Linked DNA regions of Homo sapiens: region 2 is linked to region 1. A link is a loop called in an ENCODE intact Hi-C map of the cell type or tissue named here. Cell type or tissue: PC-3. All regions are shown on one strand. Each heading gives the region's core, and the rest is flanking DNA. Links, peaks and the distances in the headings are about the cores only. Region 1 has its middle 5.5 kb from the start of RHOH. Region 2 has its middle 52 kb from the start of LINC02265.

Region 1 (5,382 bases), core at 295-5,294:
CAACAGAGTGAGACGTCAGCCTAAAAAATAATAATAATAATAATAATAAAGAAAAATGACTTCAGATATGCTTCAGAAAATTCAGGATAAAAAGTTTCTCTCATCCAAGTTTCTAAAAGATTTAAAGAGGCAAAGAGTTCAAAATTGGTTGCCCCTCCAACAGGAGATCCAGTGTCCTTTAAGGGGGACAATGTCTCCCCTTCAGAAAGCAGAGGAGTCAGACAAGGACAGCTGCCTGTATGGACAGATCCCCTCCATCTCCTAAGTAGAAGGGGAGATGAGGCTCTGCCCTTTGGGAAACAAAGCAAGAAACGCCACCAGCATGATTTATAACGAGCTCCAGGCCTCAGGCCTTGTACCATTTTCTGCACGAAAGTGGAGACGTACTCCAGAGTCAGGATGGACTGGGTGTGTCCCACCCCATCCTGGAAAGGACTAGGAAGGGCATTGTCATACCTGGCTGCGAGACCCCTGTCCCTTTCACCCCCTGGCTGACCACCCTTCTGCTTCTGAAGAACTGGTTTTCTGTGCCTGGAATTGCCAGTTTTAGATGATCTGGTACAGTCCAGCGTTGGGCTTCCTCCTGCTCCTGACCTACACGCCTCTAATCTTCACACAGTTTAATCTCAGAGAGGATTTTCTTAGGGGGAGGGGACAGGGGGTTGCCATCTAATTTTCTTCCTTCCTTGAAAATGTCTTTTTGGTGTTTCTCTCTTTCTCTCTCCCCACTCCCCTCCTCCCCCACCCCGCCCCTCCTCTCCTCTCTCTCTCTCTCTCTCTCTCTCTCTCGCTCTCATTCTTTTAACAGACTTTTAACCGACAGGGGTAGTGGTGAGGGGAGGAAGCAAACGCTGAAAATACATGCAAACATTCACAGACATACACGCACCCAAGCCCCAGGGCGTGTCCCTTCTGACGCTGTGCAGTCTGTCCTTGGGATGGGGTTGGGAGAAATCCTGGGGACTTCAGAGTGGCAGGAGGAGGGAAACCATGGGTCCACAGTTCGTAACTGGGAATCAGAGCCCCCCTCTGAGCCATCTTCCAGGAAGCCATCTGTAGCCACCACCCACCTCCATTGCAAGCCCAGTGAGGTGCCCTCCCAAGGGCTCCATAGCACGTCGTGTTAACACGGCCAGAGCACTCACCAAATGGCCCTGCAGTGTTCACTTCAGAGGTCCCAGGGCTCAGGGTCCAGCCTTGCCCACTCAGAAATCCAAGGTACTGAACAACCACTTTCTGACCAATAAATAGATTGATTCTCCCATCTCACAGCCTCACAGCTGCCCTTTATGGTAAACACTTTAAACCCTATTTTAACAGCCAAGGAAACAGAGACTTCAGCTGGTTAAATGATTTGCATAAGACCCTATGGCCTAAGAAAACCAGAACCAAGATTCACCCCATTCATCTGTCCTGGCTGTCACTCCCGCTGCCTCCCCACAGAGAGAACTGAACCACCGTGGGCAACGAGGAGCAGCCAGAGCCCCAAGGCCCATTTTCTTGGCCCTAAACATGCCCCCTCCAGGATTCCCTGTGCAAACGGTCCCCTTCAGGTCAAGGTGAAAAAGCAAAGACTTACTTTCTCAAAACCACCTTCATCAGAAATGTTCTCTGATATGGCAAAAGAACAGCTTACTTTAATATTCTCCTGTGAACAAAGACCTCTTTTATTGAGGTTTTTTAAATAATATGACAACTACTTGTGTACCCTGAACTCATGCATAAGTACTATGTTTGCTCATTGCAAAGGTGTTGTGCCACTTACGCCAGCGAAAACTCTTAATGACAATTGTAATTGTATGAATAGTAAATCTTAGAAACCTTGAGACTTGAGTCATCTACTAAATTATTTCAACGCTGGGTTAGTAAGATGCCTTTCCCTCCCCCTTGCTATTAGCATATTAACAGAAATGATGTAGATTCAGTGGGTAGCTTTTAATGTTTACACAGACCCTCATTTATGCCACCTAATAAAATATTTCAGTGAGTTGTGAAGATAGGTAATATGTACTAAAACCTTGTCTGAAGGCTTTGAATTTCAAACTCAGGCCATTAGTCGTATTGCAATTATTCTCACCCAGCTCCCCACTGGATGATGAACAACTGTATTAAAACAAAATATCCTTTCTTTCTGATTGAGAGATTTCATGATGGGAACTATAAAATGTTAAGAGAATGATCTTAATTCTGATGTAACTTTTAGTGTAAAAATACATTCATATAAAATACTTTTTAAATGCTGAATATTGAAATAGCTTCAAAATGCCACAGGCTAGAAATCTCATGGGTGATTTCCTCTTTATGCATTTTAATTCATTATTAAAAAAAAAAAACCAGCCTCCCTAACCAGGTAATAGCATTTGAAACATCTTCTAGCTTCCCTCTTATTGCCATAACCATAAAAACATCATTTCCCCTGCTGTTATTCTCATCATTTATTTTCTCTTTAAATATGTTAATGTATCATAACATATTGCTTTTTGTTTCAGTGAATATTCGGTTCTCAGGATTCTCAGCTGCCATGTTTATTCTGGTTTGTTTGCCCTGGATTACTGTATTGATCTAGCAAACATTCACATCCTGGTTCGTTTTATTGCAGAGCCATAATTCATAAGAAGACAGAGTCTTGTTGCGGAAGATGATAGCACCCAAAGTAATAATTCAAGCTGTGGCTCTAAAGTTATGATACAACTTTTTCTAAAAAGTCTGTCAGAGCAGAGCAAATGTAGTCAAATGACCGTTTCCCTTCAAAGCAGTCCCTCGATAGTTGATGCGCTTTTGCAACATCACAGACATGAGTCAAAGTGCATTTAGACCCTTTTTACAATATCCTTGAGAGACAGCTTAATAAACTACAAAACAAAACCAGTATCTGCATTCTGTTCACAACTTGTTTTTGACTCAAAATAGTATATGGCTTTTTAACCCACCTTATTCACTGGATGTAGCTCCGAATGGCTGTCTCCTAAAATCAAATCCACTCTAAAAGGAAAAAGATTTTGCAATCATTGACAAAGTTTTTAAAGATTGTGCGGCAGGCTCTGAGAGTGAGTCCAGAGGAGGAGTTTAAAATGTAGTGTTAGTAAGAGCAGTATCTTTGGGTCAAGGGCCCGAGCTCCTAGGGAATGACTGCAAAGCACAGGACATGCACAGTGATGTAGAAATTCATCAGCGTGAAGAGTGAAGAAGAAGGTGATCACTGCTTCTTCTCAAACTCATGTCTTACTCGTTGCATTGATAGGGATCTTCAGTTTGAGCACAAACATCACAGGGTAACTGCAACCCAGCACATCTGCTCACAGCGGGCGTTGCAAACATTTCAGTTGTAAGGCAGGGCAGACCGAGTGTTAATTTGCCATCTTTTCAAAGTAACAGATCTCCTCACTGTTCTGGAGGGAACAGGTTGAAGCTTAAACTGAAAGGCAATCTGAAATTTTGGAGAAAGTATACATTTGGATTCAGACAAAGCAAGATTCGAATCCCGGCTCCACTTATTACTAAGGATGAGGCCCCGATCTACCCAACTGCAAAACAGGTATAATATCTAGCTTGGAAGAGTTCTATTTAAAAAAAAAAAAAAAAAACCTGACTCATGCTTGGAATACAGTGAATGCTCAATACACAGTGGCTGTTATTAGCCACTCCTCTTTTGGATTTTTGCTTTCTGGAGTTTTTTTCCCCCTCCATCCGTACCCCCTCTTTAAATAACAACTGTTGAATTGAAAAATTTGAGAAGCTTTGGCAGGGCCCAAATTCACGTGGAATAAAGTCACAGAAACTCACACATCACTCAGAGGATTCTAATGTCATGTGTTTATTGTCACAATGAGTTAAAAGGACACAGAAAATTTAAAATCAAATTGTTAATGACATTTTATTCCTTATGCATAATCTGAGCAATGCAGAATCTTCAGAGGTGCCTCCTGAAGCCATCTGGTTGCCCCGTTACAAATGCCCTAAGATAAATGAGAATTTATCCTTTCATTCAACAAATATTTACTGAACACTTGCTATAATACTTATTGAGCACTCGGCTAGGTGCCAGGGAGACAGCAGCGAACAACAAGAACAGAAATAGCCTGCTCGCCTGAGTTTATATCTACGTATTAGGAAGACAAGCAATGAATATGAAACTCTAGTAGTAGAATATGTTACAGTGAGCTAATTACTAAGAAGAAAAGCAAAGTAAGGAAGGGGGATAGAAAACTTGGAGGGTGCATATTTAAAAAGGATGGTCAGGAAAGTCCTTCATAGAAAGACGAAAAATGTAAAGTCTTTTAAAAAATATCCTAAAGCCATTTTAATGTTCAATGGTCTTATTTTATGTTTGTGTGTGTGTGTGTGTGTATGTGTCTGTGTGTGTGTGTGTGTTTGAGACAGACTCTCCCCTCTCCCCATGTCGCCCAGGCTGGAGTGCAGCAGCACAATCTCTGCTCACTGCAACCTCCACCTCCCGGGTTCAAGCGATTCTCCTGCCTCAGCCTCCTAAGTAGCTGGGATTACAGGGGCCTACCACCATGCCCAGCTAATTTTTGTATTTTTAGTAGAGATGGGGTTTCAGCATGTAGGCCAGACTGGTCTCAAACTCCTGACCTTAGGTGATCTGCCCCCCTCAGCCTCCCAGAGTGCTGGGATTACAGGCGTGAGCCACCGCGCCTCGCCATAATGTTCAATGGTCTTTATCATCGGCGTAAATCCGTAGGTTTAATGATCATCAGGTATCACCAAGTCCTGGCTCCTCCTTGCTGATGCACAGTCCGCTTCCTATTCTGCCCATACCTGCGAGCGGGAGAAGCTGATCACGCAGCTTTACTCGGGGGCCAAGTTGGTGCTCATCTCTCAGCCCCATTCCTCCACTTCACTGCTCAGTCCTCCACCCTTCTGAGTCCTTTCTGAGTCTCTTCTCTGAATCTTTGAAAGTCTTTTCCATCACAGACTGCCATGGAGAGAGAACTATAACCAGAGCCAAGTACCTAGTGGAAAATTCCAGGGTTGTAGGGTTGTAGGAGCTTTTTCAAGACGCAGCACCACCATGCTGCTTTCTTCTTCAGCTTGTTATTCTCTGCTCCCTTGATGGTGTTTTGTTTTGTTTTGTTTTGTTTTGTTTTGTTTTGTTTTGTGTTTGAGACAGAGTCCCGCTCTGGCGCCAGGCTGGAGTGCAGTGGCGCAATCGTGGCTCACTGCAACCTCCCCCTCCCAGGTTCAAGCGATTCTCTTGCCTCAGCCTCCTGAGTAGCTGGAATTAAAGGCACACACCACCATGCCCGGCTAATTTTTTGTATTTTTAGTAGAGACGGGGTTTTGCCATATTGGCCAGGCTGGTCTCAAACTCCTGACCTCAGGTGATCCACCCGCCTCGGCCTCCCAAAATGTTGGGATTAC
Region 2 (5,382 bases), core at 234-5,233, 64 kb before region 1:
CAGGATTGGGATGTTCCCTATAAGCCCTCCCAGTTTATGTAACCAAGGAGTTAGAATGTGCAACCCAATAGGTGGGCCCATTATTGGAAGGGTGGTAGTCAGGAGGCCAGGCTGGGGGCCAGGTTGCCGGGACTGAATCCTGACTCTACCACATGCCAGTGTCTTACCTTGAGTAAGTTTCCTCATCTGTAAAGGGTGGATGAAAATTCTACTTTTATCTTGGGTGCTTACAATAAGTAAATAAATTAATATATGTAAAGTACATAGTGCTGGATATATCTGAGGTTATTACTATGAGTCTAAGCAAGGCTATTTATATATGTGTATGTATATATCTATTTGTGTGTGTGTATATATATATATGCATGTGTGCATGCACACATACACACACACACACACCCCTTAGAAGCCCATGGATACAATTAACAAACATGGTTACAGGTTCCTTGGAAAAATCTAGGCTAACACACTGCCATTACACAGTGTAGGAGTATGTATATTCGTTAACATACTGATACTGAAAGCTGTTCACAATATAATAAATGAAAAAAGTAGATTGCAAATCAGATTGCACCATACGAACCTATTTTTGTAAAAATACACACATATGTGGATAAGAAAAAGTCTGGAATGGTAGAGACAAAAAAAGATGTAACAGTAGCTATTGAAGTGTTTTTTATTATCATTTTGTTTCATTGCTTCTAATCTTTTCACCAATGAATGTGCAATATCTGTGGGTTTTCTTAGGATAGACATAGAAAGACATCAATATAAAGAATCTCTTTCCGTTATGATTTCTTTCACTTGTGCCAACCAGGCTAGATTGCAGATTTTCCTGAGGAGCATTTGGGGAAAGGGGTGGGAGAGTATCTCTGGGGTGCCCCTGAACACACAAAGCCCCAGCCTGAGTTGTTCAGGACACACAGCTCTAGCAGTTGAGCTTATTGCTAATAAGCCAGGCAGTGCCTCTGGCTGGCTGGCGTGTCCTGTGTCTTCCTGTTCTCTACTCACTGGTTTCATGTGCTAGCCTTTGTCTCTGACATTTTCTTTCTTTTTTTTTTTCTTGAGATGGAGTCTCTCTCTGTCACCCAGGATGGAGTGCAGTGGTATGATCTTGGCTCGCTGCAACCTCTCCCTCCTGGGTTCAAGTGATTCTCCTCCCTCAGCCTCCCAAGTAGCTGGGACTACAGGTGCCTGCCACCACGCCCAGCTAACTTTTGTATTTTTAGTAGAGACGGGGTTTCACTATGTTGGCCAGGCTGGTCTGGAAATCCTGACCTCAGGTGATCTGCTCGCTTCAGCCTCCCAAAACGCTGGGATTACAGGCATGAGCCACCACACCCAGCAGCCTTTAAACTTCCATCACAGAAACCTGAAACGAATAGGCAGAGTCCAAAGCTCCATGTTAGAGGCTGGAAGTTCTGAGGCCTGCAGGAACAAGTGAGAGCCCTTGGGAGCCAAAGCCTGGCCCTCAAGTCCCGACTTGCCCAAAGCCATCTGTGTGTCTTGGGCAAAGAGGAGAGTCAGTTTCTTCATCTGTAAGATGATAGGATTGGGCTAAATCCTCCCTGAGGTCCCCTTCAACTCCAAAAAATGGGAGTCCAGTAAATAACAGAGAAGCCGGGGAAAATGTTCTGCCATGTTGATTTAGGTTTGAGCTCAATGAAAGGATCTACACTAACAAGAGATTAAAAAAAAATTGTATGGGTTTGCATGCAGTATCCAGAGAAGTAAGGTAAATACAGTTTGAGGCCTGGATTTATGGATTATTTCCTTCTTTCTGACTTTTCCATTTGTTAAACAGAGATAGCATCAATATCTGTTTACTCAATGAATGCCTAGCAGACAACCACACAGTAAGTGGGTTCAGTTAAAAAAATATGCTCTGACAATAAGGGTGAAAATAGTGACAGCCAAGGCTTGGATGGAAGACCTCACTTCTGGTCAGTGAGTGCATGTGTGTGGCCTGGATGAGCCATGTCACCCTCCTGGACCTCATCTCTTACACTAACACCTCACAGGGTCATCCAGAGCATCAGATGAAAGCATCATCGAATGGAAAAAAGGGAGTTTGGAGCAAGAGATCTAAGTACAAATCCTGATTCTGCCAAGCATTAGTTACATGGTCACAGATGAGTCATTTAGCATTCCTGAACCTTAGCTTCCTTGCCTGCAAAATGAGTCAAGTAATAATAACCCACAGCATTGCTGTGATGTCATAGGAGACAGTGTACACAAAGTACTTTATAACCTCTAGAGTGCTGACCAAATGCTGGCAATTGTTATAATAAGACAAGGAAAAGCACTTTGGAAAATTTTAAAGTACTAAATGAATTAATGTGTGGAGTTGATGACTGTGAGGATTGATTCACTTAAGAAATGTGGTTCAGCATTACTATGGGCACAGCACTGTTTGATGCTAGAGCAATCAAAGTTGGGTGAGAGAGGTACCCCCGGGCTGCAGACAGAAGCGATGAAGAGGAGGAAGAGAAAGGGGAGAGGGAGGAGATGTATTTGAGAAGTACACATGTGCAGTGATTTACCTAGGGCTGTCTGAAAACTTTTTAAAAAAATATCTTCAGTCCAACACCTCAGTAAGTCAATTCCCCAAGACAACAGATCTACGATGCAACAACTGCCCTTGGGTTAGCTCTGGTGACTCACTTGTAAATTGCACCCATATCTGTTTCAATTAGTGTAAAAGTTCTACAGACAGACTGTGCCGCCTTATTATGTTCTATTTAAACAAGGCTACAAAGGACGTTCAACTGCATCAATAGTTGGGCTCCAGCAAGCTGCAGCCTCGCTGCTTCTCAACCCTGTGCTGCCACAAGCACACATGCTCAGCCTGCAGATTCTTGGAATCTCTCCTCAGGGCCCTGCAGGCGAGGTCTTCACTCTGAGTCCTATGTAGGCCCTGAGTTCTAGTCATTTCCTTCCTTTTGTGCAGAATCCATTAGAAACCGCTTGCCTGTGTAACCCCCCAGCACCACCCTGGTTCTATGAATCATGCCAATTTTCTGTTCTGCTCTATTTGATAATCCATCCCCTCAAACTGCCCCAATTCAGTCATTCCCAGCAGGCAGACAGATGGATTAGAATCCCCAATGAAGGCAGTCACTGCTGGAGGGTGCTGTGCAATATTGAACACTCATCATGGTAAAAAGCATGTGTGTCCCTCGCAGGGCAATAGGGAAAAACCTAAGCCTGCTTTCTTTTACAAAGAGGTTGTTTGTGTTAAAACCAGATCACTGATGTGGTCTGTCAACATCATTCGGGCCTCTGCTCTATCAGGCCTCCCTATCCTACCAAAATGCTAAATATCCTCTCTCCCTTTTCCTAATTTATTTTCTTAATAGCACCGAACATCCATCTACATTGTTCATTGTTCTTTTTTTTTTTTTTGAGACAGAGTCTCTTTCTGTCGCCCAGGCTGGAGTGCAGTTGCATGATCTCGGCTCACTGAAACCTCCGCTTCCTGGATTCAAGCGATTCTCGTGCCTCAGCTTCCCAAGTGGCTGGGACTACAAGCGCCCACCACCATGCCTGGCTAATTTTTTGTATTTTAGTAGAGACAGGGTTTCACTGTGTTAGCCAGGATGGTCTCGATCTCCTGACCTCATGATCCACCCGCCTCGGCCTCCCAAAGTGCTGGGATTACAGGCGTGAGCCACTGCACCCAGCTACATTGATCTTATCTGTTTATTTTATAACTACTGTTCACACCCCTATCCCTAATTAAATCCTTAAACTCTATGAAAGCGGGAACTTTGGCTATTGCACAGCTTGACACTAAGGCCAAGGTGCAATGATAGAAACACAAGTAAATAATTAGGAAACAACACGGCAAGTCCAGCTATGGAGAGATGCTCTGTGAGTCACTGAGTCCTCCACTTTCTCTGAATAAACCCCGTAAAGAACCTAAAGAACTCAGTACATTCTGAGTAAATAAACAAGTGAATGGAGATGTCTTCACATACGATAAGGGACTGAGCCTCTGTTGATCCCTTCTGTGAGATATTGAAAGTTACCTATTTGTGCTAAGAAACAATACTAGAAAGAATTCAAGTACAGCAAACATGGGTTGAAAAGCAAGTGTATGAAAAGCGAACAAGTAAAAACCCCAGGTTCCTCTCTTCTTAGGAAGTTTACAGAAAAGAGCAGCAAAGAGTAGGACGAGTGAGGTGGTCTGGGTCTACCACCAATTTGTGGGCTTAGGCAGGTCAGGCAATGGTCTCAATACCTGTGTCTTCATCCATAAACAGTAGAATCCTGCCAGCTCTGAGGTGTATAACAGTAGAATGACATAGCTGCCATTTATTGTACTAGACATAGTGTAGCCTTTACCCACATTAGCTCCTTTAATGCTCACTATGTTATTTTCTCCATTTTACAGATGAGGAAACTGACACACAAAGAGGTTAGTTAACTTACACAAGGCTGTAGAGCCTAGTGAGTGGCAGAGCTGAGATTCAAGTTCAGACAGTTTTGCTTTAGAACCCAAACTTTAAATTTTTTTAATTAATTATATCATACACACAAAAGAATACATAAAATATATCTGGATATTTTGAAGAATAAATAATAGGAAAAAATCAATGAACACTCAAGTGCCTATGTCCCAAACTTAAAAATAGAACATTACCAATACCTGTGACACCCCGGGACCAGAAGAGGTAATCACTTACTTTAATGATTTCTGTGTTTAAAACAATTTTTTTTTTTTTGAGACGAAGTCTCGCTCTATCTCCAGGCTAGAGTGCACTGGCGCGATCTCAGCTCACTGCAACCTCCCCCTCCCTGGTTCAAGCAATTCTCCTGCCTCAGCCTCCTGAGTAGCTGGGACTACAGGCATGCGCCACCACGCCCAGCTGATTTTTGTATTTTTAGTAGAGACAGGGTTTCACCATGTTGGCCAGGATGGTCTCCATCTCTTGACCTCGTGATCCGCCTGCCTCAGCCTCCCAAAGTGCTGGGATTACAGGCGTGAGCCATCACACTTGGCAGAAAACCATTTTTAACCCTAACACTATTATGTTTTGCTTGCATTTGAACTTCATATAAGTGAAATCATACTCCATATATTATTTTACTACTTGCTTTTTTCTTTCAACATTGTCTATGCTCGTTCATATTGATATGTATAGCTAAAATGTATTCTTTTTTATTGCTGCATAATATTCCATGGGTGAATACACCATTTTTTAGCCATTCTCTGTTGATGCCATTGGGTCATTTCTAGTTTTTGCTATTATCTACAATGCTACTAATAACATTTTCGTATATGTCTCCCAGAAAATCTATGCCAACATATCTCTAGAGCATGAAATTTCTGGGTTAAGAGTATAGGATATTCAACACTACTAATGCCAAAATTTTATG

The links. A loop is a pair of places that touch in the nucleus more often than their neighbours do. Peaks named below come from ENCODE experiments on the same cell type or tissue, not always from the same donor. Only the 100,000 strongest peaks of a DNase experiment are listed, where the experiment ranks them.
Region 2: a loop joins it to region 1, with 4 times the contacts of the local background. A loop is called at or near these places in 10 of 110 quality-filtered maps.

The regions. Positions count from the first base shown.
Region 1 is chr4:40,188,887-40,194,268 of GRCh38, reverse strand. It overlaps a transcript of N4BP2 not described here and a transcript of RHOH not described here. Among named protein-coding and RNA genes, the nearest start is that of RHOH, 5.5 kb to the left of the region's middle. RefSeq lists enhancers at 232-371, 892-1,251 and a silencer at 4,019-4,068. In PC-3, for the core only: no CTCF peak of the experiment used is centred there; a DNase peak (open chromatin) is centred at 2,578; H3K4me3 peaks cover 1,736 bases; H3K27ac peaks cover 3,139 bases.
Region 2 is chr4:40,252,607-40,257,988 of GRCh38, reverse strand. No RefSeq gene overlaps it. Among named protein-coding and RNA genes, the nearest start is that of LINC02265, 52 kb to the left of the region's middle. In PC-3, for the core only: no CTCF peak of the experiment used is centred there; a DNase peak (open chromatin) is centred at 2,168; H3K27ac peaks cover 4,149 bases.